6 separate regions of the Mus musculus genome follow, and regions 2, 3, 4, 5 and 6 are each linked to region 1. The links are chromatin loops, found by intact Hi-C in ENCODE. Cell type or tissue: left cerebral cortex. All regions are shown on one strand. Region 1 has its middle 83 kb from the start of Gm51759. Region 2 overlaps Hivep2 (human immunodeficiency virus type I enhancer binding protein 2). Region 3 overlaps Hivep2 (human immunodeficiency virus type I enhancer binding protein 2). Region 4 has its middle 34 kb from the start of Pex3. Region 5 has its middle 63 kb from the start of Gm40603. Region 6 holds the start of Hivep2 (human immunodeficiency virus type I enhancer binding protein 2).

Region 1 (5,000 bases):
ACACCTGGCTTAGGTCAGTATTCCTGAGTGTGACACATTCCTGTTCCCGCGATGCAAGAAACTCAAAGGACCAGAGCCTGTCATCTACTTGTTCATCACCATCCCAGGGCTTAGTATAATGCCTGAAATAAAAGAGGTTCTCCACAAATACTTATTAAATTACCAATTTTTAAAAAAAGAATATCACATTGTGGCTTGTATTGTAAAGGAAATGAACAGGATCCTGGGAAAGAAAAGAAATAAGAGGAGACACAGGAATGCCATGGAGGGAGGGACACAGGAAAGCCATGGAAAGATGGGACTCAGGAATGCCATAGCTAAGAAAAGTATCTTTGTGAGGAGCTAGGAGGAGAATTCTAGAAAAAGTAACAAGTCCAAATGTACTGTGTGAAGAGATGCTTGCTGTGTGATGGTCATTGGTGTCCCCACATATCCTGCGGTGCCACCATTGCTGCTTGCTGCTTTTCCTTGTCTTTCCCATTTCATCTGTGTCCCTACAAGGCAGTGCCTGGTTGTTCTCAGTTGGACTATCTCTCCAGCCGAACACCTCCTGTAAGCAGGAGTGTTGAAATGTAGGCGCACAGGAAGTGGTTCCTCAAACACTCCCACTTGCCAAGGGACCTGGCAAGCTGCCATGTCATCACTCCAGGGTTCCCACGCATCTCTCCTTGCTTCAACTCCTCGAGATTTCATGTTCCTTCCTGGGGACAGCTTGCGATTTCCAGAACATGTTCTTGTGTTTAAAGGAAGAGGTTGGGTTTTGGGATCATAAAACTCACTTCTTGTGAGAGATTTTTATATTCTGTCTCCATCCATTGAGACCATAACTCTTTAGAAATGGTGACATGTTTGCAGAGGAGATCTGTATTTATCTTCTAGCAATACATAAAGCGGACTTCTCTCTGTTTTATGTTTGGGACCATGTGGAGCGTAGAAGCATTTACCTGTGACTAGAAAAACAGGAAAGAGCACAGGCTTTGGACTCTTGCGAGAGGTAATTAAGTGGTCAGGAAACAGATGTGCCCAACTAGAGAGTGAGACACTTCAGCCTCCATGATGCTATTTCCAAAATTGTCCCCTCCCACCATCTGTCTTTGCAGATTTGCGGTTTCCTAGCCGTGCTGGGGAACATAGTGAGTGATGGCTCTGCCATTCTCCCATAACCAGTGAGAAATAAAGGAACAAGAAAGGCTCTTCATAAGAGCTCTGGCTTCATTGTCACACATGCGTGAATCCAGGGTGCATTTTTCAGGTTGGGAAATACAATTCTTTGTGGGGCAGGTAACATGATTACATCGCACAATCTCTTCTACTGGAAGGCTGCATCAGTTCCCTGTGTTCTCAGTGAGAACTCGAAGGATGCTCTTGAGATCAGGGGTTCTAGTCCCAGGGATAGCCTTTTGTGCTGGCCTCAGCATCCTTGCATATTAAAAAAAAAAAAGGCCTTAGGCCTGGTGTTCAGCTCTCAAACATTCCACGAATCGCTTTAACAAGCACAGACTTGCGGGTGCTCTTCTGGCACTCCCAGAGAGGAATTTTCCCTGTTGGGGTTGTGTTTGGGGAGTGCTGTTTGGTGTTGCTATATCAGTAGCGCATATCTAGTGCACATATCTCACTGTGGCAGATCCAGATGGGATTACTTTTATTATATTGTTAAAGGAAAATATGTGTACACATATCTACGCAAACACATAGGCACACAAAACCGACCCTTGAGTACCACTAGACCGATGCGGTGGAACATCTTGCTCACCTGAAACAGTCCAGAGTCACAATAACTAATGACAATTAGGCTGCAGGTAGAACTAGATGATAGCCTGCTGTCTAACTTCAGCTCTTTCCTCACCGAGGAACTGAGGAAAGCCATGGTCAGACCCAGCTGGGCAGATAGTTCCCTCATGATGCTGCTCTTTCTCTTCCCAGAACAGGACAGGACCTTTGCAGTACTCTGGACCAGTGTACAAGTGACGTTCTTTAAAGACTGATTTGGAGAATTTGCTAGTGTCATCTATGATTTCACAGCATCACACATTAAAGTTCAGCGTCTTCATCAGCCGTCTTTATATAACTCGTGCTATTTCGAGTTCTACTTGCGAATGCACAGACTCAGGCAAACGCAAGACTGTGGAGAGCCTGGCTTGTCTCCAGGGCCCACTCTCCAATGTGGAATCACTGCCACTTGCCTGTTACAAAATACCTTCTTTTCCTCTCCACACAGCTATGGAAAGGCTTTCCGAGACCACCCTGACTGTTGGAGAGAAAAGGACATCTGAACTGAGTGCTGTCTTGAGAATTATCCCCACTGTGTGGAAACCATTACCCCAGGGGTACATCCTGAGCCTCAGCGGCCAATGATCCCAGAAAGATAGCAGCTAGAAGCAAAACCACGAACTTGGTTCACAGAGATTTCTTGGTGCACTGTCACTCTCCCTTGTTGCATGTATATCACACCATACTCTGGGTTGTGGAGAGATTTGTCTTCCTTAGCGGTAAGCACTCCGTGATTCACTCTTTACCAAGAACTAAGGAAGAGGAAGTTCAGCAAATCCTCCCCTTTAGGAGTTGGCCCAGGATTATGTAAGTGGGTTGAGAGGAATAGTAGAAACAGATGATTTTAATTCACCTCATCTGTTCAGTACCTGCAGCGCAGATGCGGTGTTTGTGAGCATTGCAGCATCTGTTTCATTATACTGTTACCACATCCCTAGACTCTTTCGGCGCATTAGCCATCTTCAAATTGTCTTTCTGAAACATATGTATGCATTTATATATTCCCTCTGCGATGCCTTATTGAATATGATCAGGCAAAATACACCCATTTCTGTGAAATGGTAGAAGCTACTGCGTGTTTCTTTTTAAAACATCGAAAGACATCCTATAATTTTCTTCAATGGGTCTCCATGCCCTTTCCTTGAAAATGTGTGATGTCATTCATTATCCTTACCATCTCCATTACTTTTATTATGATGAGAGTTTAATGCAGGCGATAGGCATCATCTGTCTAAGGTACATATAGCTCTACATAATCTAGCCCAAAGGGTTCCTTTTTAGCTCTGAAAAGGAAATTGTCGTTTTAGCACATGCTATGTAGAATCTTGTTGAGATGCAGCACAAAGGGAACCCTATTAAATCAGGAACCAGCATGCACACTCTGCAGAGGCCCCTCGGTGGAGGCTCATTGGATGATTTCTGCCCTCTCAGGCCACCTCCCCATCTACAGTGTTCTGTGGGACACTGTAGGACAGCATCAGTGCTTGGTGGGACAGCCGACAATCAGAGCGGTGTCATAATGACCACTGCTATGCTCTGTGGGCTATTCTTGCCTTAACATTTCTTAACTCTTAGAATACTTCCTGGTCCTCTACCTCCTCTGCCTATAAAGAGTGAAAGGGGCCCTCTCATGAGACCACCTATTCCTTCCGTTCCCACCCAGTAGAATAGTATTTACAGTGAGCCTAATTTTTCTTATGCCTTTCCAGACCGGACTACTGGACTTCAGAGAGATAGAGAATGAGCCTATATTTATGGGCTTTTAAAGAATTATTTATTTATTTTATTTTTATGAGTACACTGTAGCTCCCTTCATGCATGCCAGAAGAGGATATCGGATCCCATTACAGATGGTTGTGAGCCACCATGTGGTTGCCGGGAATTGAACTCAAGACCTCTAGAAGAGCAGTCAGTGCCTTTAACCACTGAGCCATCTCTCTAGCCCATCTCCTAAGTCCATGGAGTAATGTTGTTTATTCCACAGTGAAGGGACAAGCATGTGAGTAAATGAATGTAGAGAATTTTAAATAGTGTTTCAGTATATCATTTTAAGAGAGCACTTATTAAATAGTAGAGACTCAATAAGTACTGCATTTTGATAATTCAACGAGTCATATATTTTTGATGAGCCGAAGTCATCTTCCCTGCATCTGGGTAAAGTATTCAGTAACAGACAAGAAGAACTCAGTCTCTGTTTAGATGAAAATAAAATATAGCACTTTGTCCTATATTTTAACCTGAAAATTGTTATTAATTTATCCATAACTTGCTTTGAGAAGTGCACAAATGTTCAGCGATTCCTCTGTATTTGAAAGCTCCAAGAATGACATCAAAGTATATTTTTAACACTGTAACATAGAAAAAGTTGGCTGTCTGCTATGGCCCCTGCTGAGGGTCTCTCTCCTGACTGGGATCAGGAACAAACACTGTCTTTGTGTCATCCAGGTTGACAGGGAGGCTGCAGCGGACTCTCACCTTGTCCGAGACCTCTAGCCAAATGCCTTCCCTGTTTCTTCTCCCTGTGCTCTCTGCAGAGGAGCTAACTTCAAAATTGCATCAGCCGGCTCGGCTCACTGTTATTTCAAAGTGATGCTCACACGTGAGAAAGAAGCCTGTGGCAAGCCTTTCAAAGTACTAAAACTGTGACTCACTGCCAGACAGAAAAAAAAAGTCTTCTTTGCACACACACACACACACACACACACACACACACACACACAAGCCATAACACGCTACTGCTAAAATTAAAATTAATTTTTTTCTCAAAACAGGCCATCCATGGCTACACATCAGTAATAACATTACAACTTAAACCTTAACAAAAAGAGTCTAATTTTCCAGTGGATTCGGGGAAGAACATTAGATAATACTTAATAGCAGGAGCAAAACAGAGATGTTCCCTGAAAAGTGATTTAACTGGGTGATGTCATGGAGTTATGAGGGAAGGGTAGTCTGGCTTTCTTGGCAATGTGAGCTTCAAATGAAGTTTGGAAGTAATTTAAAAAAAAATGTTGTTCCACAAAAATGTATCAGTCATATAATTCAGAAAAGCCGTGACTTTGCACTTAGGAAAGACTGTCTCCTCTCTCTACTTCATCTCCAGAGCTGATTCTGTCACTTAAATAGAAACCACAGGCCTTGCTTGACACATGCTACTCCGACTCTCACTTCCTGTTTCATAACAAACTACTCCCCCTCCCTTCTGGGAGCTTGCAATCTGTCCCAGAAGC
Region 2 (5,000 bases), 72 kb after region 1:
GTTTGCAGAAGCCATGAGCATCTGATGTAGCAGACCAGAGCAGGATAGGAGACAATGGTAGGAGCTTGGTAAGGCAAGGGAGAGGGATTGGTCCTTAGGAGCTTGGTACAGGCAAGGGGAAGATAGGTCCTTATGACACACTTGTACTCAGAGAACAAAAATCTGAAAAGTGGATATTTCATCAGATGAACCCTGTGGAGCTCCCAAGAATGCACTGCTAACCCTCAAATTCCTAGACCTCTGCCTGCATACTCCCAAAGGCTGATAAGGAAATTCCACTAATGATCAAGAGGACACTCTTTCCTGGTGGAGTCTTCCCAATGGTGTATAATTGGATTTAATCATTTACTTAGAGTATTATTTTGTAAACTTTACAGTGATTGGTGGACTTGCAGTGTGCCCTAAAATCAAACTTTTACATCTTTCCTCCCAGGAACTTCTCAGTAAGCTGGATCATGCTAAGGGAGAAGGGTATTTAAAGAGCAGTATCCTTATTTCTTTAGATATACAGATGTTTATGTTTCCTCTCTCTATCAAACTTCAAATGAGGCATTAAAGACACATAAATACTCTCCTAATAAACAGATATTTGAAGACCCTGACTATCAATACTTCTGTCAAAAGAGCACAGCTTAATATTGTGGGCTACAACTGAGATAGGTATATGTCTCCCTACCGGATTATCACAATTCATACCTGGCTTTAATTGTCTGTTCTCATGTGTCAGGACAGATTACTTGATATTAACATTAAATGTGAAAATGCTAGAAATGAAGTGGGTTGATGAGGGGCTGTCTACAAGCTACCTTAGACAGATCCGACATGCAACATGAAGATTTTCACCGGATTACAGAATAATAGAAATAAAAGTCGAGCAACCGTAAGTGAAACATTTCTGTGTAAATCAGCCTCTTAAAACGGATATTGGAAAACGACAGGTTATCTCAAGGCAGGTCTTTGCTGGATGAGATTAACTCTTGAGGTCTGAGAGTAAGACTTGCCTCCAATGCTGATAAATACACAGAACAGAAGCTATCAAGTCTCTATGTATAATTAATGCAGCTGTGGATGGAGGGGGCCCACCAGGGAGTCTGTGGATCTCTACATTATTTATACGCTTGAAAGTGACCATGGCCACATATTTTCTTCTCAGTAGCTTCCCTTGCTTATCCACTGACTCTCACATATTGCCTTCCTGAAGAATCTCAATATTGTTGCAAATATTATCTAGCCCACATAAATTTCCAACATGAAGTAATAGCCATCCAGGCACTTCTAAGCCACTTCCTTCAGAGACAACCTGCCTGGCCCTCAGTCTGTAGCTCTTAATTAGTCATAAAAGGAGTCTCAGAGTCTCACATACATCCTTTGATCCTGGACAGGAAGGAGGAAATATATCTCAGGGGGGTTATATTTGCACAAACAAAATACTCTTTATGGTTGGTGAAAGTGAGTTACAAAATAATACTCAGAATCCTAAGTAGCAGGAAGTTTCCCTGAAACCTTTCCCTCTCCAAACAGCAGCAGCAGCTGCAAAAGCCAAGCTCATACCTTTCGTTTTGAAGGCAAAATTACATAACTTGCATACATAAGGCCGAACATCAGTATGAGTGCGTATGTGTTTTTTGAGCATACTTGGCTTCTTACAGCGAATTCCACACTCTTCACAAATATACTTTCCCCGTCCACGTCCTCTGACATACACATAATCTTCATTGGATTTGTACCTATTTGAAGAAGAGGCAGACCACTGTGATTTTAAATACTCTTAGCATGTGATATACCAAACCAAAAGCTAGTCATTGCCTGATGTCAATTTCTATGAGGGTCTTTTCCAATTATTCACCCTGACTTCTACGAACCCTGGGAAGTTTATATAGCAAACACTTGAGACAATCTATGTAACAGAATTATTGCTGTATGCAAAACTTTATTCTATGTGGAATAACAGATTTACTGATGGAATATACAAATGTCCCAATAGGTTAACCTAAGTCCGGAGAGATACAGACCTGGACCTCCCACTTGTGGGCATAGTATAGCATCCAGTCAAAGAGCATCACTAAATGCATACCAACATTTTAGAATAACCATGCTTCGTGCATAATCTGTTAACATGACATCATCTATAATATACGTATGGAGACATTTTCAGAAATAATCCTAACTGAGAATAGAAATCTTCCTTGCAAGTTTCTACTCTATTTTTACAACCCTGGTACATGTGTGCCTCTGAAATTTCAACTTAGCCAAGGCTAAGCTCTGCTCCCCAACTGTTGTCTACAGATGTGATCTGTTCTTCCCAGGACCATGAAACTGTACTCATGTGAAGTTTAAATTTCAACTGGCTTCTTGAAAGCAGCGTTGCATAATGAGAACTAGAGATTCTGGGATGAAATTAGTGTTTGTTTCCTGAAAGATTGGTCTGAAAGTGTACCTGAGGCCATCTACTGTCATGAACTGGAGATGAAAGTCTTGATAGAAGAGGAGATACCAACCCATTGCTCTGTAATCTCATTTTGCTTAGAAACCGACAGCACATGATAAATCACATAGATTTTGATTATCACACAGTAGACCTATACTGCACAACTGAATAAATAGTACAATCCCTTACATCACTGCAGGGCATATGACATAGTTCCCATGTCATTGTGGCAAAAAAGGATTTCTGAAGGTTCTTTGTATAGCTTCCAAAGGTTGGCTAACATGCAAAAATCTTTGTTCACTGTGGAATTCCTAGTGGTATTTAGACCTAGAGCTTTGTTTTGTTTTATGTTTTTTTCCCATTCTAAGAGGCTTCTGACTATGCCCATCTCTAGCTAATACCCCCAAGCAGACACAAAAGCGAATTCAAATTCAATTGTCCAATTTGTAGAAGGCTTTTCAAGATGAAACATCCCTCCATGTGTTGGAATATCAACTCTGCTACGGATAAAGCTTCATCTCAGCATGTTGGGCATTTTGGTCGGTACTAATCAAAGGGGAAGATGAGAACCATCAATTTTACATGCCATTTCCCCTTTCATAAAACACCCCAACTATGGCTTGGCCTTAAAACTTGTTTTCTTCTCATGTTTGCATTTTATAATAAATCAGAACACATCCTCAAGACGCAAAATCATCCTTCTACATTCAATTTCACTCTCTGTTCCTAAGAAGGATGAAATTGCTTAAGGGGATATGATGATTTTACAAAAAGCCAATATTCTTCAGGAAAGGTTACTCTAGCTTTATCAATACTGAGTTGTACTGGCTGGTTTTGGGCATTAACTTGATACAAGCCAGAGTTATGTCAAAGTAGGGAATTGCAACTGAGAAAATATCTCCATAAGGTTTAGCTATAAGGCATTTTCTTAATAACTGGTAGATGGGAGAGAGAGCCCAGCCCATCGTGGGTGGGGTCATCCCTGGGCAGAAGGTTCTGAGTTCTATAAGAAAGCAGGTTGAACAAGCCATGAGGAACAAGCCAGTAAGCAGCATCCCTCCATGGCCTCTTCATTGGCTTCAGTCTCTGGGTTCCAGCTCTGTTTGAGTTGCTTTCCTGACTTCCTTTGGTAATGAACAGCAATGTTGAAGTGTAAGATGAATAACCAATTTCAATTTCCTCCACAACTTTTTTTTTCCAGTCATGTTGCAGCAATATAAATCCTAACAAAGACCAGTTGGTTCAAGCATAGTGGAATATTGCTGTGACATACCTGACCATGTTGTGGGGACAATTGTGGAAGGACTTTGGAATTTTTGGTTAGAAGGGTCACTAGATGTTAAGAGTTCTGTGGGATGTTCTATAGGAGCTTAGGAGATGCAAGGCAAAGGATGGAGACCTGGCTTAGGAAATTTCAGAGGGGGTTTGAAGACTCTATTAGAACCATTTGCTATCTCGAATTAAGGTTCTGTAGTTCTGGTAGCTGGGGATGAAAAAGCAGCTGTGATTAAAAGATACTAGAATTACTAAATCAAAACTTTGCTTTGTTTGGATACTTGATGCTGGTCAGCTTGAGCTAAGAAATTAGCAGTGATTAAGGAGAGACCAGTATCACTGAGATGAAATCTTCTGGGTAGTGTTTCCTGAGAGCACAAGTGCTCCAGAAGTGGCCAAGGTTGTACCTAGTGCTGGCAGCCAAACTTGGTAATGAGTACGAGTTACCAAGGTAGTACTGGTTTTGAAGCCATGAAAGGGTCATGGAGAACCACCAAGGCCATGTGAGAAGCCAGGAGAAGCCATTGGTGAAAGTGTAGTATAGAAAGAATATCTTATGTCTGTATGCATGTGGCACCACTCAATAGAACTGATGGGCTATGGCTTAGGCAGGAATTAGGAGGTGGAACATCTAGAAGGAAAGAGAATTCTGAGACAGAGCCAGACACAGTAAGATTGGCCCAGGAAGACATGAGGAGAAGAACTCATCATGCCTGATCGAAGGTAACCAGCCACACCGCAGAATGTAGGTTCAAATAAATGGGCTATCTTAAGTTATAATTCTAGTCAGAGAGGAGCCTAGCTATATGTCCACAGTATTTGTAAATATATTTTGAGTCTGTGTCTTATTTCTGGGAACATGGGCCTGAGAGGAAGAACCAGGACATAACGTCTACAGTGCAGGCCAGTTGCAGCAAGGGACCCAAGCCCTTTGGAGCAACCTAGAAGATTGTGAGTGGATCCCAGACACTGGCTGATTGGAATTTGGGTTTGTCTTGATTTTATTATGCCTGTGCCCTGATTTTCCCTCTTGAAGTAAGAAAGTATTTTACTGTAGCCCACAGTTGAGAGACTTTGAATTTTAAAAGACTTTAAATTTTAAAAGGACATTGGCTGTTTTAAAGGGACTGTAATTTTAATGTGTTTGAGCTTGTTTGTAAAGACTGTAGGACTTTTAAACTTATGTTTTTAAATGTGAGATCTTGGGGATGAATAAGAAAGGAAGGGTGGTGGCTTAATAGTGACTGTGTGTCAAGTTGACATGAGGTCAGTTGTTCTGGCTGGTTGTGTCTGTCAA
Region 3 (5,000 bases), 150 kb after region 1:
GACACATGACTTTCGCATTTAATGTATGCTCATCTTCTGTTAGTCTCCTTGTCTCTTTCCCTGATCCCATTTCACTTGCTAAAAATACAGCATTCTTATCGCGCAACTAATTGTGCTAATTCTCTTTAAGCCCCCCAGAATAATATCTCTAAAGGTGATGAAGCAGTGATTAAATAGAAGGTAAGTATTTTTTTTTTAAAGATTTATTTATTTATTATATGTAAGTACACTGTAGCTGTCTTCAGACACACCAGAAGAGGGAGTCAGATCTCATTACAGATGGTTGTGAGCCACCATGTGGTTGCTGGGATTTGAACTCTGGACCTTCGGAAGAGCAGTCGGGTGCTCTTACACACTGAGCCATCTCACCAGCCCCCGAAGGTAAGTATTTTTAAGTCCTATCGTAAATAAAAAAGGTTTAATTTTCTTGACAAACCTGACATCAAACTATTCATAAACACAAGTTCCAAAACGAAACCCTATCAGCCATTTTATTTTCCCCTTCTGAAGAACCATGTAGCTCATTTAAAACAAGAATGGATGGCTCAGACAGCTTAGCACAAAGTATTTTCCTTTCTTTTCCTTATCTGGTGCCTCCTGATTCTTCTGTTATTTAGGTTTGGACTCAAAAGACAAGGAAAGCAGAGTGTAAATGACCTGAAGCAATAATAAGACAACCAGGCCTGGTGACATCGGCCTATAGTCTCAGCACCCACAAGGTAGAGGCAGGAAGATGAGGAGTTTAAGGCCAGCCTCGGCTACGTCTCAAGTTTGAGACCAACCTGAGCAACATGAGATCCTCGTACAATAAAAATGTTTTAAACTTATTTTTTGTACTGAAGACAGTCTGGGATTTTGCTGCGCATGCTAATTATAACCTTATGTCATTCTCCCTGATTTAGTGTCTACTATGTAGATACTTGAAAATAATCGTACATTTCAGATAGCCTAAGTGGTCCATACATCCAGACTCTATATTGAGAGGTAAGAGGTCAACACGCAAAAAGGAAAGAAAGCAGGTCAACTACCTCTATGAGAGGGAGTACCGAAGGACCGAGGCTGGCTCTGTGTTGACTTGAAAAGCTACTTTATGTGTCAAGTTGTGTGAAAGTACGAAATACAAGTGACATGTTTCTCTGCTTTACTGAAGAAACACATAGAGAAAGGCAGATATTTCATCTGAACCATGTTTCCTGAAAGACTGCAAGATGTCTACAAATTTTCTTCCCTGGAGTTCAAAATAGCACGCTGAGTGGGAGTGAATACTTTGAGACAGAAAGAAAAAAAGGAGAGAAAGGAAAGAGGGAGGGAGGGTGAGAGAAGGAGGAGGAGAAGGAGGAGGAGAAGGAGAAGGAACTAAGGAAAGCAGATCATACTGTCTAGTACTTGGTGTGAGCTGTCTGCAAGAGGCTATTTGAAAGATGTGAATGATTTGTGTGAAATAATAGTTTGAGTCATTCACACAGAGTTCATATGACTTCATACAGAATCTCCTGGTCACATCTAGTGTGTGTGTGTGTGTGTGTGTGTGTGTGTGTGTGTGTGTGTGTGTGTGTGTGTAAAAGTGGTCCCTGGCTGTCTTTCTCCCTTATACTCTGAGACAGCATATCTCTGAACTTGGAGCATGCTACTTTGATAGTCTAGAAAGACTAAACTAACTGCATCATAGGTACAGGAGAGGTAAGCAGTTCTCGATCATAGCCAGATACTTTCCTAACAGAAGGGCTGCTGAAGATGTCTATGGTCTTGGCAGGGCTTTCTAAAACACCGTCAACACGGGAGTTTTTAAAATTAAAATGGTGTTTCTGTATCCTGTAGGTCTGAAATGAGGCCCCCAAGATGAGGGCCGAAGTCTGAGAAGCAAGATTCTAGTTAATAGCCAGTCAACTACAAATGCGTGCTAAGTACCAGATTTTCCATTAGTCACTGAAGGAAGTCTATGATATGAACACTGAACAGTGCTTCTCTCTCTCTCTCTCTCTCTCTCTCTCTCTCTCTCTCTCTCCCTCCCTCCCTCCTACCTCTCATACATACACAGAAAGAGGAAGACAGAGAGACAGAGATAGACAGAGAGAGTGTATGTGTGTGTTTTTAAAAGTGGGTGCTCAATGCTAACATGTGTGCTAAGGATCCTAAGAATGATAACTGCTGAGACTAGGGAGAGTTCAGTCTAGCAAGCATCAGCTGCCAATGGCTTCAGATATGCTGAGGATACAGGCACTAGGGTAGAATGGGAAGCAGACAGAAATGAAGGAGAAGGGCTCCCAGGGCAAGCAAGAAGGTAGAGTTAGCCAACTAGGGCACACCTGCTTTGAGTCATAGATTCCCATCACTGGAGACTTCCAGCCAGAATTCACTGTTAACCAGGGAAGGCAAACCTCAGCTCTGCCTAATAGTTTCAGGTCTGAGAGTTACAAGCCTATGCTGAGGACTGGATAGCTTGCCTAAGGCCTGTGCAAGTAACCTCTACTGGCAACAGTAACAGTGTTAGGAATGTAGCTGTAAGCCTGGGAGCAAAACCTATCCATTCCTTTTCTAAACAGGGATACCAGTGTATACACAATGTCTCTGGTCAACATTTGTCTTTAATGGCAACAAATTTAACAGCATTAGGCAACAACTTTTTAACTGTGGCATAATTAATAATTTTCTGTTAGTGTCTGAATATTACTTTGGTTGCAAAAATAAATGTCTCTTCTCCTGTAAAGTACTTTGGGATGGCACATACCCACACAACACCCTCAACGACAGCACCCTTCTTCCTTTTCCTCCCACACTGGCTGACAATAGGAAGCAACATACCCAGATACAGAATGAAATCATAAATGAATTATACCTTGGGTTTCTTTGAACTGCCTCTGAGACATTTTCCTGCTAGCCCACATTAGGGTGTATATATTGCACAATGAATTCAGTGGTAGAGCAAGAGGGAGCTGAAAAGATCTATCAAAGTAAAACTTGCCCAGTGAGACTACTCTGAAGAAGGTACCTCGGGGCTGTGGGGGCCTAACTGCCACCAGTTAATGCAAGAGAAGCAATTGGGAAAGGACTACTAGGATCCGACACACCAGCATCCCTAGGTCAGGTTAGCTACCTCCCCATTCTACTTCCATTGGCCATAGAACAAGCAGACGCTATCGCCGCAATAAAACACTGAGAACTGGGCTTGGAATGCCACCGGGTACTGTGCTTCATACCAACATTCACTGGCTTACTGTGTCAGCTGACCCAGCGGGAGATGCACCTGTTCTAGCAAACTCCGCTGTGCTACCTGTCCCCACAAGAGAGATCAGAACTTAGGCAACACGTGATCCTGTCATTTCAAAACCCGGAGGTTTGAACATCACAAGATACCTATTATGACACTGGTACAAGGTAGGGCCCTGGAACTCAGCTTTCTCTAGTGGATTATCTCCCTCCACCAGTCCCACTAAGGCCCAGACATTCACGCACTCACTGATGGTAAGAAAGTGTTGTCAGGGTAAGGCTTCTAAATGAAATCTAACTTATGAACAGTTGTAGAACGTAAGATTACTGTACAAACAGGTGATCCCTGGTAAGACCACGGAGCCTGCCTTCTACAAACCTTTCCACTTTCTACTCAGAACCCTCAGAGCCCTTCCTGGTACCCTCCCTTAACTAAGTCATGTGAGCAAGTCAACTTCAACGATCTCATTTTGCTAAACCCACAACAGCAAAAGCAAAACCAAAGTAGTTTCACTGGAGGTGACCAGACAAACAAACAAAACCAAAAATCAAACCCCACCGTGAGCTCTTGTAAAAAGAATTTAAGAGGAAAAACAAAACCAAACATGACATCTTGAGGCTGTATAAACTTGAAAAAAGAAATCGCTGTCATGGAGGTGGGGCTTTGCTAGAACAGTCTCCCCTATGTGGGAAATATCATTACCAAATCTAGTGAGATACACAGCAAGTGACTCTTGCTATGTAAATCAGGACAAGACAGAATTCTGAGGCAGTTTCTGTTTGAATTGCACTGGCACTTCTCAATAGAGACCATCTGTAATAACTCTCCCTCACTGAACACCCATGAAGGATGCACAGCTTTGGGCTCGTCCTGGAACGTACAGAACCATTCCATACTCCTTGGTGGCTAGCTACCACTGTAATCTTCCGTGTTCAGGTATCCCCTACATTTAGAACTGCCCCAGGGGACCACCAGAAGTCAAGAGGTTCTATGTGCAATAGCATGGCTTCTAACAACGAGCTTGGAGCTGTGGTTGAAACAGGGTTCAGGTGAGTAAGACTTCCCTTGCCAGACTGATGTCTTTGGGAATCCTGCTGCCAGGCCTAGACTAAAACAAGGTCAACAGTGCATCCCCCAGAGGAAGCTGTTCAGCTGGCTGAGTTGGTTTCCCTGAACCAGGCCTAGAAAACCCTTCTGACTAACAATAGACCTGGCAAGGAGCTGTTTGTTGTCTTCCTCCACGCAGAGGGGTGGATCTTCCTCCCAAGTGACAGGCGGGGTACAAACCTGCCTCCAGCAGACACCAGAAGAAAGCACAGCTAAGCCTAGCAGTCAAGGACAGCCCCTTGTGGGTCAAAGGCAGAGTCTCGGCCTCAGGACTAGGGCTATGGAAATGTATACTGCAGACAGGACATCCCTCCTGGCACTCACTGTGAGTGAAGCCCAGGCCACAGCAACAACAACCTGGCCAGAGGACAGCCTGCACTGCACATCAAAGCCAGAGGCCCTGGGAGGCTGGCCTGCAGCCAAAGATGCTGGGAGCCTCTTGGGGAGTGCACTGCCTGGGACAATAGGGAAGGGACCTGGTAGAATCTATGAATTCCAAGCACTGGGGAGGTCTTCTCAGAGATCCTGCCCTCTCCTGTCAGAGCCGTGATTTAATCTCTTTGAAGAAATAAAAAAGGAAAAGAATATACATTCTCCAACTTCTCTGTTTGAAAGACAGACACCACAATGCAAGCTGAAAGCACTCTGGTCCCTATAGCCTGCAGCCAGTGTCCAAAACAATAGA
Region 4 (5,000 bases), 620 kb after region 1:
TTTGAACAGATCTATAGAGCCAAGTTCTGCTATGAGGATTCCTAAACATAGGCAGAGACACGAGAAGAAACAAAATCAGAGAGATCACAGAACCCTAACTCAGGGTCAGACAAGTCAGTGCTCATATTGCATGCATGTTGGGAAATTTTTTTAAGAAAATAGCCTTGTTCTAAGAAAGTTTGAAAATAATTATTCGGGGGTCAGTCTTTGAGACTTTGAACGGGTGAGCATCAATAGAACCAAATGATTCTTAGGGCATCTACTACGCAATGTTCACTGTCCTAGTTGCTGGGTAAATCAAAAACCACCTAGATTCACCATGAGTTCAGGGCGGGACAGAAGCGAGAATAATCCTGAGTTACTAATCACTCTGAAACCACGCGTATATGCAGCTCCTAGGGGCTGTCTATGATCATTCGCTGAAGCAAGGGCTAATCACACTTGCCAGCTAAGACCCAAAGCTCTGCAGACAGGAATCTGTTCCCCTTTCCCCCACTTCTTTCTACAATTAACTTGCCACTATCAATCGTGGTGAACCCAACCATGCACACAACCTGACCTGGGACCTAGCTGCTTTGAGCTCAGAGCAAGATGAGATGGTGCATAAGGTCAAGAAAATGAATAGTTTACGTCACAGTAGAAGGAGGGGTTTCATATACCTGTTCATGGCCATACACTATGCTGAATTCAATGCTAACACAGCGTGTTAGTGTAACTCCTCTGATTTTATATATGATAGGCTGGAGAGGAGCATCTGAGCCTGCTTTGCTTGTATGGGGAGGAGAGGTGGGAAAACACAGTGTTGGACGGGAGGAGGGGATTGGTGGAGCCCCACAGGCCAGGAGTTGGGTGGGGGTGAGGCAAAAGCCACAGCTGATGGCCAAGCCAGAAGTCCTCACTTAACACTCAGAACTAGAGTGTTTTAAAATCTGAATTTTTAATTCCTCCACTGTCTCCACTTACAGCCACAGAGCTTTAGCAAGCTCTCTGGCAAGGACATTGCGCTGAAGAGTATTTGAGGGAAGGAACCCTTCATCATCTCCCCAAGGGCTGAAATAACCCAAATGTGAGGATTTGCATCACTCTCCCTGCTATGCAAATCAGAGAGAAGCCTGCTGGGTGCCCTTGTTTATTTTGGTAAATGTGTGGGCAGTTGAAGGGAAAGGGGCTGTTTAAAATGTATGTGAAACTTTTAGTTTCAAGATGTTAAACTCTGCAAGAAGCAACTTAGATTCCTCGGGAATAAAATAAAACCTTACTTCAGAACTATGTAAGGCATAAACATACTTATGCTCTTTAAGGTTTTATTTTAGGTATATAGGAGTTTTGCCTGCACATATGCCTGTGTGCCGCATGTGTGCCCAGTGTCCAAAGAATGGAGGAGAGTGTTATCTAATCCCCTGGAACCACAGTTAAAGGTCACACTGAGCCACACTGCGTGTACTGGGAATTGCTCTTCGAATCTCCAGAAAAAGCAGGCAGACCTCTTAAGTCCCGAGCTATCTCTCTGGTCCCATATTTAAACGCTTTAAGGCCATGTTGTTAGCAGTTTGAACAAGGATTGGGAACATTTTCTTCCAAATGTATAAGATAATATGCCTCACCTGAAGGGAGAATATGTACACTCCTGTGTTAAGCATGCTAGCCCTCAAATATCATAATTCTAGGTCCTGCCTCTCTTGTCCCTTCTAAGCGTGTCCATGACTTCTGTTCATCTAATCTCAATGCTTCAACCAACCCTGGCTTCAGGATATAGAATATATCTGGAGTTTGCCTCCTGTCTCTGAGATTTCCCTCACTGTATCTTAGTTCCTGATGATTGCTCCTTAAACTTTTCCTTGTTTCCCATTAGTTGAACTACTCACTATTAATGCAAATTGGAATGACAAAAAAATGCCATTGAGAGGCACAACTGCTTCTCCTATACATAGCATCACATAATTGAATTACACGAACTTTGAATAACAAGTTGTTATTGATATTAGTTAATTTTCTGTTGCTGTGATGAAACACCACAAACAGAAGACATTTACAGAGGGGAAAATCTATTTGGACTTACAGTTCCAGGAAACAAGGGTTCACTGTGGCTAGGAGGCATAGCACCAGCAGGGGTGGCGGCTGTTACAGAAAGCTCACATCCTCAGATGAGTAGGAGCAACTGGAAATGGTGGGAATCTTTAAACTCTCAATGCTTGCCAGCAGTGACTTACTGCCTCCAACAAAACCACTCCTCCTATACATGCCCAAACAGCACCAATGGGCACTAAGTGGTCGAATTCCTGAGACAATAGGGCAGATGCTCGTTCAGAGCACCACTGTAGGGAAAAACAAACAAAATAATAGGTGATAAATCTATTTTTTAAAAAATGAGACTGGGGAGATGGCACAGCAGTTAGGAGCACTGGCTTCTCTTCTAGGGGTCCTTTATTTCATATCTGGTATCCATATGATGGCTCAAACTGCTTGTAAGTCCAGCTCTAGGGGACTGGAGGAACTCTTTTGGCCTCCATAGATACCAAACATACATGTGGTGCACAGACATACAACATATGCTGGCCAAACAACCATACACATAAATTGCAATAATATATTTTAATTTAAAAAATAACAGAATGCATATGACTAGAAATGTATTCAACCAGATCTAAAACTATTGTTAGTTAGGTTTCTGCACTTAAAACATCCGGTATTGTCCATGTGATGAAACAAGTAGAGAGCCATGGGACGAAACAAGCTTCTTCAAGGAGGCACAAGTACATATGGAAGGTTAGTGTGTGTATGACAGAATTGTATATTAAATTTCCAAGCCAAAATGGGGGAAACAATGTGGCCAGTGGAAAAAATAAATGAAATCTGCATCTTAACCAAATACAAGAATAAACTCCAAGTGGATAAAAGTCTAGACCTAATAACCATTTAGTGCTTATAACTACCAGAAGAAAATAAGGGTGAATTACTCTTTAATCTTGATATGGAGAGCCCAAAACATCTAGAAAAAAATATGAAAGACTGAAAACTAGAGTTCCATAAAATTGAAAAGACCATGTACAAAAATCAAAAGACAATTGACACATGAGGAAAAATATTTGTAATATATACCACAGGCAAGGGATTTTGAGCCTTAATACTTAAAGAACTCATGAGATAGCACAGACCAAATTATCAAGCACAGGACCTAAATAGGTGTGCATCACCAGGTCTTCTGCATATATATATTAGGTCTTCTGCATATATATTAGGTCTTCTGCATATATATTAGGTCTTCTGCACATATATTAGAGCTTTTAGCTTAGTGTTCACCAAACAATTCACCAAAGGCCATAATAGGGAACTAATGATTTATTGTAGGTGCAAGGACAGAAGATTAAATGTTGACTGGGTTTATCTATACAAATGTTCAAAAACTTCAATGCTAACTTAGTCACGAGAATTATAGTTTTCAATTTTCAAGGAACCTATAGAGCTAGTGACAGAAAATAATTATCTACTTAGACACCTATTCTTGATGGAAATACATGCAAACCTCCCTGTTGTAAATTTCTTATTCAATTTATGATTTAAATTTATGTTTGAACTTTTAGTGGACATTTGTTTAAAAAAAGGGGGGGGTGCTTGGAAAGACCATATGATCTATTCTTCTAGAAAAGGTACAAACTACGATTAAATTAGGGCAGAAGAAAAGAGCAAGACTAGGAGAGGGAGGAGGAGGAAGAGCAGAATAGAGTAACTTAGAAATTAAGAGAACATATAGTCTAATAGGTTTTTCAACTTTACTTTTCCTTGGAAATGAAGATTAGAATCCTTTTTTAAAGTGTCTCCCTTTTTTTCTCTTCCTAAAAAAACTTTCCTGAGAGACTTTCAGAGGCTGACAAGGAGTTTAAAAAACTCTCAGTCTGAGGATCCTATGCAAGGCATTCCTGCAGAGAAAAGGACAAAAGAACCTCGTTACATAATTCTCTGCTGTTATACAAAGAGTATCAGTGATTCCAGAGACTGCACATTCTGGCCTCAGAGTAACTTAAAGATAGGTAAACCTTTCTTATCAGAACTCTGGAGCTGGCCTCCAGCAGGTGGGAAAAAAAGGAGGAGGAGAGGGAGAGAAACTATAATCAGGATGTTTTATGAGAAAATAATCTATTTTCAATAAAGGTGGAAAAACAGAATTTGTGAACAACCAAAATCAGTAGAAAAATAAAAATAATCATGCAAAAATAATTTTAATATATTTCACTTATGCATTCTATATTTATAAAATGTTTATACATTTTAAAGTATGCATAATATTTCGTGAAATAAGTAAGCACAAACCAAGACTGCCGCTCTTCTCACCTATCAGATAAAATTAGTTTGAAGTACAATACAATTTTAGTGGCAGAGCTAAAGAGAGGCAGGTACATGCACAAAAAGCTAGAAGAGATGACGGCAGATTGTCAGAATCCTTTCTGAGAGGGATGTGGTAGTGACTACCAAAACGGTCCACACACTCACCTTTCACGGGAGCAATCTCACCTCCAGGAACCCCTTTCAAAGATACATTTCCAAAATTACATATGCAACTTATTCTTTGCAGAATTAGTTGGAAACAGCTCAGGTATTCATGAGAGCAGATGAATAAACTCTACCTCATACAGACGTACAGTCAGTCAAGTGTTAGGCAGCTGTGACTAACCAGTGATAAGGATTGTATGACATACACTTAAGTGGGATACGATGCTAAGCAGAAAAAACTTGAACACATCCACAAAATGGTGCCTTTTCTGGGGGGCTAAAAGGGGAAATAAGAAACTACACACATAGTTGCGTGATATGAGAAGGTAAATAGAAGAAGAATGACCTGGTCACTGAGGAGATGGGTTAGATGCAGGAGTGTGTAGGAGTGAGTTGGGGGACGGTGGGGAAATGAGTGCACCATAGGGTAGGTTGTGAGGGAGCACAGTCGGTGAATCCTTTCCAATGGACTCTCTTCTAGGATTCTGGCTTTGCACAGCTGTCACAGCTGA
Region 5 (5,000 bases), 180 kb before region 1:
AAGGGATCAAGATCATGATGAAGTTGAACCATGGGTCACCACGTTGGTATCTACAGAGGACTGGAATTCCTTGGTGAGGAAATCCTGTGTTTTGTTGGTCAAAAGTATCAGCCCATTGTCATATAAAACAAAATAGGTTTTACTTTTATAGTCTCTGTCTATTTATCATTTGCACAGAAAAAAATATAACCTTGAATAAAAAACTAAGATAAATGTGATCGGATGCTTATACTTAGGAATCAGAGTTAAAGTCCCACAGAAAACCTGGATGTTATTCTTATAACTTGTATATAAAATTTAAATTATTTAAATGATCAGGTTAGCATATTGAGAATATAGATTTGGCATAGACACTGCAAAATACAATAATTTAGTGCTCAAATTTGAACATTATTTCATGGCAAAGAGTGGGTGAATAACATTTACTTTGCATGATTAAGAACCCTTAAAATCTTAGAATGGATCAATGCATATTAAAATACTCAAAAGGATAAATTGGTCTTTGATGCACACACAAAGAGAAACAAAACGCATTAACAATATTTACCCTTGAGCTTTCTTCTTCCTGATAGCATTAATTCTCTTATTTCGATGTTTCTTTTTGTGATTCTATAATTAGTAATTACTAGTTTCAATATTTAGTCCTTGGGTTTCTCCTTTTCCCCAGTCACAGGAAAGAAAAAGAGAATGAGGAGAGAGGCCAGAAAGACAGAAAACAAGAAGAAGAGAAAGGAAGAGGAGGAGATTGGGAGAGCCTCAGAGAGAGAGAACTAAAAGGGCTGAGATTTGGTATGCAAGCTGTTGACTGAGGCCAGCAGGAAAGTTCCTGGGCTTGTACAGTATCAACTAATGGCCCTCAGGCCTGTTATCACCCAGCTGTCTAAAAGGCAATATCACTGTTCTGCTCTCTAGACTTTCTAATTAAAGTGTCACTGAGCTCTGAGGTGGCAACTAATCAGACAGAAAGCCATATGATGCACCTACACAAAACCAGAATGATGTCACTGCCACAAGGAGCACAACCCCGTGGTGTAAACGTGAAGAATGAATACAGACTTGATGTGAGATGTAAGAGGTGAACTGTGCAGATCCCCCTAACAGTTCAGCCAAGTAAACGGGGGTTAGACCATTTACCAGAGCGCCATGAGCCTCGTAGTTTCCTTTCCTGAGAAGATTTTCTCTGTTGAACAGCACTGAGGAGCTGGAATTAAACCCTTTCTCCATTATCCTCTCTTCCTGGCATTTACTCAAAAGACACACAAAGAGCTTTCCTCCTCCAGGCCTTGGTCTCTAACTCCTGTAGATTTACACCCCACACCTGGTGCTGCTAAACATTGAAAGTGCTTTGTGTTGCCATTAACAAAACCACGTGTGCACCTGGGAGTCACGGTGGGAGTGAGAACTTCATTTGATTTAATTACTTAGCCGAGAGTGATAGATCCAAGTACCTGGTCTTAAGGGATCTTTATAATGTATGGTTGAGAAGTGTCTGGAAGAATTCAGTGATGAGCATTGTGCCCAAGTAGCCCAGGACACCTGTTTGGAAGATGTTTTCCAGGCTGCATGGGTGGAGGTTGAGGAGCATTGCACCTCGGCTTTCATTCCCCTCATTCACTTGTTGGCTCATTGGAGTCACAGTTTCAAGAGTTCATGCCTCATAAAAATTATTTTTGCTGTCACAGCTCGCAGGCTAAGTCAGGACCCAACACCTCTTTAGTGTCAGCTAAGCCAAGTACGTAGGGGAAATAACAATTTACTCCTGAGTTAAGGAGTCATATCTGGAAATATTCCAATTTAAAAGCCAACTCTCTGCCAAGCCTCGGTATCTTCAGAGCTTCTGAAATAGATCTTGGGGTGTTAGGAAAACAGCAGAGCATTTGGTTTCCTCTGCCCCTCAATCCAATGGCAGGTCAACTCAGTCACTCTGTGGCCCTGAGCAAATCTTTCACCCCACCCCCAAGAGTATCTTCTCAAACTCTGTGAGATAGGATTAGTACCAATTACACTTTAGGGTATTAGGAATGACAACATTGTACATAATAATACCAAGCAAGAGGGAGGGCTGTTAAAGGGGAGAGGAAAGGAAGGGAGAGGGAGGAAGGGAGGGAGGAACAGAGAGAAGAGAGTGACAGAGACAGACAGAGAGACAGAGAGATAGACAGAGGGAGAGAAAGAACCTTGAGGCCAAGAAACTAGTGGGATAGTCTCAGGGAAATGCCCACAGGGAAATACCTTTAGCCTGAAATAGGGAAGCCAAGTTCAAGAATGAGGTAAGAGGACAGAGATCTCTGCTCACGTGCAGAGAACATATTTGCCACTGCATTCCCATCTTGTCCTACTCAGACACTCGACAGGCTGGGTCATGTTCACCTGAATTGGCGGAGGCAATCTTTTTCACCTAGCCTTCACGTGAAAATGATGATTTCTTCCAGAAGCATTTATGTATATTTCCATAAAAGACACTTTCTTTCTCAGTTATCTGTGAAGCCTTTAGCCCAGTGACTCACACAGTCACCAGACACTGGGAAATTCCACCCCACATTCTCTTCAGAGGCCCTTGCCTTCTGCCTCTGAGCACTCTGAAGCAGACGCCTGAACCCTGAGTGCTTCTCCCTTCCATTCTAAAGATTTTACATTGTTAACAGAAATGGGTGACAGCTGAGAGTCACTGGCATTTTATTTTGGCTTACGGCACTTTGTTTCATCTTCTTCATTTAGATTCTTTTTCTATTTTTCTAGTTTTAAATTATCTCAGGGCACAACCAACCACGAGGAGTTGACATATCTCAGACGCCATATGGTTTGTTCTAAAGCCCTTGCTAGAGTTCCCACCGTTGTTAAGGCATTAAGAAAGTTGCCACGTTTAGAACTGATTTATAGGTAGTTTTCTAGAGAACAACCTATACTAAAGCCTCATTTTCATATACGGCGATGTTATAAAACACCTTGAAAACAAGCTACTCTGCTCACTATTCCAGGTTATCATCCATCATTACGGGAGAGCCACAGAAGCAAGATCATGAGGCAGCTAGTCATATGGCAACCAGTTGATATCAAAGAGAAATGAAAACACGTGCAGTCATGTATATGTTCATTCCCTTGCTCACCTCAATGCTACCTTTACGCAGTTCCGAATCCAGCCCACGAAATGGTGCTGCCCACATTCACAATGACCGGTTACACCTGAATTAGTCCCATGAAAACTAATCCTACACAGGCATTCCCATAGACCAGTTAAACCCAGACAGTTCCTCACTGAGACTCTCTTCCCAGGTGTTTCTAGGTTGTGTCAATATAACAAAGTATAAAATATTTACAGCTACTTCTTGAAAGGGTTGTCAACTCCTGGCAAGCAATAGACTAAAACAAGGAAATGATTTTTTTTTCCACCATGCAAAAACTCAGCAAATGCCAGCACAGAATGATAGTTAAAAGTATGGATTTGGGGACCAGTAGTTGAGTCCCAGTTTTGGTAATTATAAGATATTCATCTCTTTAATAATGCTGCCTGTAGGGAAAAAAAAAACAACTACTGAATTAGATCAACTTGTATGCTTTAAAGATGTTTTAACACCAGACTGGAAATCAGAGAATGTGTTACACTGGGGAAGAGGTTTTGCCTATATTCCCACGGGTGATGAAAGATTATGGGTTCCATCAAAATTGATAAAGATCAGACCTGAGTAAGAGAAGCTTGCACAGGAAAGGAATGACTCAGGGAAGAGATGCATAAAGACAGCAATGCAGACAATGCAGAAAGCTGACCCTCCCCAGCCCCCACGTGGAGACAGCTCAACAAACCAGACCAGATGATTGTTCACCAAACTGGCACATTGGAAAGCCTTGATGCTGAAATCGACATTTGCTGAAGGACAGATGATCAGGGCAACAGTTATGAAGGATCAGGACATCAACTGATCTGCGTAAGGACTGTTACAATTGTGGGATTGCTAATAGTTTTTGCTGTAATAGTTAATTGGTGTGTGCTTTTTAGCTTAAACAGAAAGGGGGAATATGTAGAGAAACTTTAATCCAGCAACATGGCTGCTCTGGCAAGGGATCACATCCAAAGATATGATCTGGCTGGAATGCAGGCACACCACACAGCTTTAATCCCTCTGACTGGAATACACTCTGGCTAGAATACAGATGTGTCCTTAGTACACACCTTTAATCCCAATCAACAACATCAAATTGAAGGGAAGACAAAAGGATCAGAGAAAGATTTGACAGAGTGAATCAGAGATAGGATACACCCAGCTCTCATGAGAAGAGCCAGAAAGGAGAGGCTACTTAAAGAACAGTGAGGGAAAGGGAGAGAACGAGAGTTCAGTCCTGTTCAGTGCAGCTCAGTTCATGGAGCTCAGAAGCCATCTTTCCAGTGTGAATCAGTTAGCTTGAAGGGGAGTATGAGACAGAGCTGGGTTGAACCAGCCTGCCAAAGTTCAGAAGAGACTAAACCATTCTAGACCTAGGTTAGCAGACAGAGGTTGGAATCTAAAGCCTTCAAGCTCCAGGCTTGGAGAAGATTAGATTGTCAGAGGCTAGAAGCTTCCAGGCCTAGGCCTAGTGATAGATCCAAGAAGGAAAAACTCTGGGCTCAGCCCAAGACAAGAATTCATAAAGCTTGGGTATGGCTTTCATCTCATTCCTTCTTCTGAGGAAATAAAAGTGATATTTACAATTAAAACTGCTGTATAGTTTGTTAAATATATAAATTAGTAGACATTTAGTAAGCATTTACAACATTGCCTGGTACATAGAAAGTGCTATATTCAAACATCAGGAAGCATACTGGATATTTTTTCTTAGCACTCTAACTAAACACCTATCAAGAAGCAACTTAAGTGAGGGAAAAACTTACTTTGGCCTATGGTTTGAAGGAATACAGTCTGTCATGGCCAGAAACAGATGATAACTATAGCATTAGGCACCTGGTTCCATTTCTAGCAGCAGAAAGCAGAAAGCCAATCCTAGCACAAGGCAGGCTTTCTCACTTT
Region 6 (5,000 bases), 250 kb after region 1:
GCAGCCGCAGCGGTGGCCCGGCGGTGCGCGCCGGTGCACGTCCCTCATTAGTAACCAGGCACATTCCTGCCTCCAGCGCTCCCGCGCGGCCCCCTCCCCCCAGGACATTACGCAAAGCAGCCTCCCCTCATCTGCATAGAACCTCGGCCAGGGTATTCCCCGCATTTCCTAATGCGCCCGACCCCCCCCCCCTTGCTTAGGTCTCCCCCATCCCCGCCTCCTCCGACCCTTACCCCTGGGCCACCAGGAAAGCGGCCGGGGGCGCGCGCCGCGAAGGGGGCGATGGAGTTGGGCGAAGGCGATTTCAGGGTAAAGTGAAACAAGCTCGATCTCTGGTGCAGGCAGGAAAAACACAGAACCGAGGCCACTTACCGAGCCGAGAAGGGACCTAGATTCCCGCCGCTCTGCTCTGCCAGCGGCCGGTGCGCCCTCCACGCACCCCAGGGCTGCACCCAGTACCCAAGAGTCGAAGCGTGGAGGGAGGCTGCTACCCAGCCAGAGGACCTTTCAAGTTGCTCGGGCTCCGGGCAAGCTTCAATGTCCAAGACTCAACTTGGCAAATACTTGTGCCACAGTCACCGAAGATGTCTTTTTTTTTTTTTCTTTTTCCTTTTTCTTTCTCTTTTTGCGGAGACCCTCCTCCACCGGGGAGAGACAGCGCACGGCGGCGCCCCGCTCTCCAGCTCTCCACCCCCTCACCTCCAGCCCGCCTCCCGCCGGCCGCCAGCCTCCCGGCCGCGAGCCCCTCGGGCGGCTGTCAGCTCCCGGCAGTCCGGGTGACAGCGGCCGAAGGAGGGCGCGACGCGGCGGGCGGTGGGGGGGATCCTCGCAGCCGCGGCGGCCGCTCACCTGTAAAGTCACCGCAGCGCAGGAGGAGGAAGAGGAGAGAGAGGAGGAGGGGAGGAAAGCCCCCCGGTGCCCTTGTTCTTGCTGCGGCGGCTGCTCCTCGCCCAGGCTGAGCGTGTCTGGTGGGGGGTGTCTGGTAGCATTTCCTTAAGGACAGAGGGAGGGCGGGCGTGGAGGGAGGGAGGAGGGAGGGAGGCGATCCCCACCGCCAGCCCAGGCTCCTCTTGTCTTTATTTATATATTTATTTATTTTCGGACACTGTTAGGAGATGGAGCCAGGGCGGGGGCCAGGGCCGCTAGGCTGGGGCTTGAGCCGCAGGACCCGGGCCGCAGTTTGTCGGCGTGCGGGAGCCGCAGCGGCCACCTCCCCTCCGGGCTGTGGACGCACCGGGTTATTCCTGGCAGCGCCTCCCCGAACAGAAGTTACTAGGAGGAGTGCGCGGCGAGGGCGGGCGGGGGAGAGGGGAGGGAGGGAGGAAGAGGGAGAGACTCAGCCAGCGACGTCATCGGATCCCCCAGCGCGTCCCTGGGAGGGAGGCTGAACCAGAAAAACCAGTCTGGAGCAGGCCAGCGGGGCGAAGGATGTGCGACCCGGACTGGCCCTGATGCGGGCGCGCGGGGAGGGAAGGTCGCGGTCGCGCTCTCTTGCCTCGGAGCCGAGATCTCCGCTGAGAGCGGGTATCGGCTTGCCACGCAGAAACACTGGCGAGTCTGGAGCGGTCTGAGAATTTCCTACTAGGGTGTGGAAACCTCCTTCGCGCCCATTCCCTTCCCTCTCTAGCCCCCTTTCCCACGTACTGGTTCCTTGTGATCTGTGGGATCCTTACATTTTGCCCGCGTACCAAGGATTTCTCGCCTCTTCACCCTCCAGCTGCACTCACGATTTTGTTAACAATTCGGGTGGTGGTGGGGAATTATGTTGCAGCCCCTGGAGCTCACAGTGTGTTTCACTAGCATTTTCCGTGCCGGGGCGGAAGCACGAAGTTTTCACGAGCTCGAAACGCCCCAATTGCTTTCCCCGGGGTCACTCCCCAGGGCGCCCCGGGTGCACCCTGCTCAGGAAGCCGCCCGCCCTCGTCTGGGTATTCAAATAGGCTAGGGCAGCGGTGCGGGGAGCAGCTGCCGGCTTCCTGGGGGGCCGAGCGGGGGAAAGGGGGCGAGCTGCCACCTCCAGCTGCGCGCTTCTGGTTCTCTGCTAGGGACTGAAATCACACCCAGCCCTGGGAGAGCTGGGCGGGGCTGGGGGAGGGGAAGGGAATCCCAAGCGAGTAGGGGCCGGGACTCTGGCTTCCTCCCCAGCCCGGCAACACCCGGGGGACACCGGGGCTCCCTCGGGCCGTTACCCAGCGTGTGTGGACTCGTGTGCACCCTCAAGGGAGGTTCCCAAGAGGTCGCTGCGCTGGAGCGCAGACACTGGCTTCTGGGCGGTGCCGGCGCCCGGAGCGCCTCCTCCGGGTGGGCTCTCCACGGAGCTCGACCGCGCGCCGCCCACTCTTTGGATTCGAGCGTTCAGGAGCTCCCGGGGCCGTAGCACCCTCTCCCCACCCGCCTGTCCGCGCCGCCGCCCTGCCCGGGGCGGAGTAAACAAGAGACGCACAAGATTTGACCTGGCGCGACCCGGCTTTCTGGCCGGGGTTCCCCCGGAGCAGGTGACTCCGTGGGAGGGGTGGAAATTAGCCTCTGGAATTCCGGGCCTGAGACTTGAACTCTGGTTCTGCTTTAAGGCAGATAATAACTAAGATGTTTTAGGTTTCCATTCACAGTTTTCACAGTTACCGAATGTCAAGACATTAAAAAAAAAAATCGCTACCCTTCTCATTACAAGTGAATATATTAAAAAGGAAGGGCCGCCTCTTTAATGAGTTGGAGAAAAACGCCTTTGGTTTCGTTTTGGTTTTGGTTTTGGTTTTGACCTATAAACAGTATTATGAGAGTCCCCATGTTGTGACAGCATTGCTGTGAAGAGCAACTCTACAAAATGCACTTTTAGTCGCTTTTGGAAGAAGAAAAGTTGGAGATATGCAATAAACTTAATTCTGTGTGTGTGTGTGTGTGTGTGTGTGTGTGTGTGTGTGTGTGTGTGTGTGTGTGTGTGTTTAAATGGATCTCAAACTCGGCCTGCTTCCATTTAAGCAACCTCTCCTTTCATTGTGTAAGTTCCTTGATATTCAGCTGCCCGTTGCCTTAAACTAGAAAGCCTTAATAGAAAAAAAAAATCTACCAAGCATCATTTTAAGTTACATCTTTTAAAATCCAAATGTGATTTTTAAAAAGTTCCACCCCCACACTCTCCCTCTTTCTCCCACTTTCATGTCCACACGCTAAAAGTCCGTTTTATTTAATTGCTTAATAGAGAAGATTACTCCGTTTCTTTAAGAATCCAATTTCTTTTCAGCAAACACAACAGAGCAGCTGCCCAAGCACTCAGAAATTGAGCAAACAGAGAGAGTAGCAGGCAGCTTTGCTTTGGTGAAGTGAATATTAGTTGAAAACTTAACCACATTTTAAAAGGCTAAAGAAAGTAGGATATTGTGACTATATGCAGGTAAATGAGTCATTGAAATACATACTTTTAAAGGGAGGCAATTTATAAACAGTTAAGAAGTTCTCTGATCCTACAATGGAAGGACCACTGGAAACATTGTCTCTAATCAATCTTCGACATTTTTTCAATGATTGCTTTGTCTGAAATTTTTCAAGCTTCAAGGAAGAAACTGTGGACTGAATTGTTGAAGGGACAACTGTTGAAAACATGTATCAATGCTAATACCAGCTAACAGGTGACCCTGTGGGAAGGGCAGAAGTTAGCCTCCGGAATTCCTGGCCCAAGAACTGAACCATAGTTCTCCTTTAAGGCAGGCAAACCACCAATAACTATGGAATGTCAACTGGGACAACGTTCACTACCTTTCTATACATCAATCACTGCTTTCTCTCTAATAGGCCCAAGATTTGTCTCTTGCAAGCCACTGTGCACAAAGTGTAAACCAGTACTAGCCATTCCAAAGCCAGATGCCCAGTGGGACATTGGGCTCCTGTCTCCCCCCTCCTCATCTTCATCTTCCCCACACGTCTCACCTGCCTGGCCTGCTGTTTCAGCTTCTCTTGGAAAGGTGTACCACTGATCTAAGCAAATCTCTCTTATAATTCATATTGTATATCTATATTCCCAAGCACACTGCTCACAATCTGGATATTTGATTGCTTATAAGATGGGTAGTATAATAAGTGAAAAATTCTCCCTCCAAAGCTAAAGATGACGTTGGTTAGAAAACTGCATACTACTACCCCCAAGAAAAACCCCATGGGAAGTGAGGCTAAATAAGTCACAGGAAATCCAGCTGGATCACCTCTGTGGAGCATCAGCACCGACCAGTTCCACCCCATCACTCACCCTGTTCTCAGCATTTCTCAGTTTCAAAGGACAGAAGATTTTGGCACTCTGCATTGTGAGGTATTACGATACTAAAATACAAATGATTCTGGGTACACTTACAGTTTTTCACCCTGTGGCAAGAAGAAAAATTGCTATCACTAAAAACACATGTATCGAGTGTATGCTATATACTTCAGACACACCAGTGAGCAAATGAGGGAACCATGAATCAAGGAGTTTGATTTCTAGTCAGAAGAAAGAGAGAAGAAGCAGGGTATGTAATAAATATGAGAATCATCTGACTGTATAGGACTTTGAAAGGTGAAGACACTCAGAGAGGAAGGAGAAAAGGCAAGGTAGATTAATCATGTAGGTGGAGGGCTGCGTAGTCCTGTTACTATGTCAACCACTCAGGTCAGAGAGACATGGCAAGAGAATCTTGCTACCTGGGATTAATGGAATCATTTAGCATTGCAAGTATCTGGAGGAGAAGGATTTTCAGGAAATAGAAAAGACTAACCTAAGGCCTCCAGCCCCAGAATGTGTGTAGACCCCAAGGGGAGAAGGGTAGGCACGGGGTGCCTGAGAAAACAAAGTGAAATGGGCACTCCAGGCTACCATAAGGATCCCTCCCACTCTAGGACAAGTTTGAAGACAGGCAAGTTTTATACCACCCAGTCCCCCTCTAAACCTGAGACTGTGTTTCTAGCAGATAACACAGTTAACCATTACTGCAGTCTAGTGCTTAAGACCTACTTCAACAGGTCACACAATCTGA

Evidence for each region. Hi-C counts contacts between places; a loop is a spot of excess contacts. Peaks named below come from ENCODE experiments on the same cell type or tissue, not always from the same donor. Only the 100,000 strongest peaks of a DNase experiment are listed, where the experiment ranks them.
Region 2: a loop joins it to region 1, with 2.7 times the contacts of the local background. A loop is called at or near these places in 2 of 42 quality-filtered maps.
Region 3: a loop joins it to region 1, with 11 times the contacts of the local background. A loop is called at or near these places in 3 of 42 quality-filtered maps.
Region 4: a loop joins it to region 1, with 6 times the contacts of the local background. A loop is called at or near these places in 2 of 42 quality-filtered maps.
Region 5: a loop joins it to region 1, with 4 times the contacts of the local background. A loop is called at or near these places in 12 of 42 quality-filtered maps.
Region 6: it touches region 1 in a loop (5-fold over the local background); 12 of 42 quality-filtered maps call a loop at or near these places.

The regions. Positions count from the first base shown.
Region 1 is chr10:14,207,753-14,212,752 of GRCm38, reverse strand. No RefSeq gene overlaps it. Among named protein-coding and RNA genes, the nearest start is that of Gm51759, 83 kb to the right of the region's middle. In left cerebral cortex, no CTCF peak of the experiment used is centred here; DNase peaks (open chromatin) are centred at 2,104, 2,527, 4,359, 4,946 and 3 more places; H3K27ac peaks cover 4,819 bases.
Region 2 is chr10:14,136,112-14,141,111 of GRCm38, reverse strand. Hivep2 (human immunodeficiency virus type I enhancer binding protein 2) reads right to left here. Exons shown (of 9, transcript NM_010437.2): 6 at 1,552-1,727. Among named protein-coding and RNA genes, the nearest start is that of Gm51759, 11 kb to the right of the region's middle. In left cerebral cortex, no CTCF peak of the experiment used is centred here; a DNase peak (open chromatin) is centred at 2,250; H3K27ac peaks cover 814 bases.
Region 3 is chr10:14,056,761-14,061,760 of GRCm38, reverse strand. All of the region lies in intron 1 of Hivep2 (human immunodeficiency virus type I enhancer binding protein 2), which reads right to left. Among named protein-coding and RNA genes, the nearest start is that of Gm51759, 68 kb to the left of the region's middle. In left cerebral cortex, no CTCF peak of the experiment used is centred here; DNase peaks (open chromatin) are centred at 2,324, 2,786, 4,446, 4,701 and 1 more place; H3K27ac peaks cover 4,246 bases.
Region 4 is chr10:13,584,179-13,589,178 of GRCm38, reverse strand. No RefSeq gene overlaps it. Among named protein-coding and RNA genes, the nearest start is that of Pex3, 34 kb to the right of the region's middle. In left cerebral cortex, a CTCF peak has its summit at 2,079; DNase peaks (open chromatin) are centred at 1,090 and 2,141; H3K27ac peaks cover 2,185 bases.
Region 5 is chr10:14,383,285-14,388,284 of GRCm38, reverse strand. No RefSeq gene overlaps it. Among named protein-coding and RNA genes, the nearest start is that of Gm40603, 63 kb to the right of the region's middle. In left cerebral cortex, no CTCF peak of the experiment used is centred here; a DNase peak (open chromatin) is centred at 2,515.
Region 6 is chr10:13,962,070-13,967,069 of GRCm38, reverse strand. It overlaps Hivep2 (human immunodeficiency virus type I enhancer binding protein 2), which reads right to left and starts at 691. Exons shown (of 9, transcript NM_010437.2): 1 at 373-691. In left cerebral cortex, CTCF peaks have their summits at 760, 2,238 and 4,343; DNase peaks (open chromatin) are centred at 651, 1,319, 2,077, 2,314 and 1 more place; H3K4me3 peaks cover 2,856 bases; H3K27ac peaks cover 2,844 bases.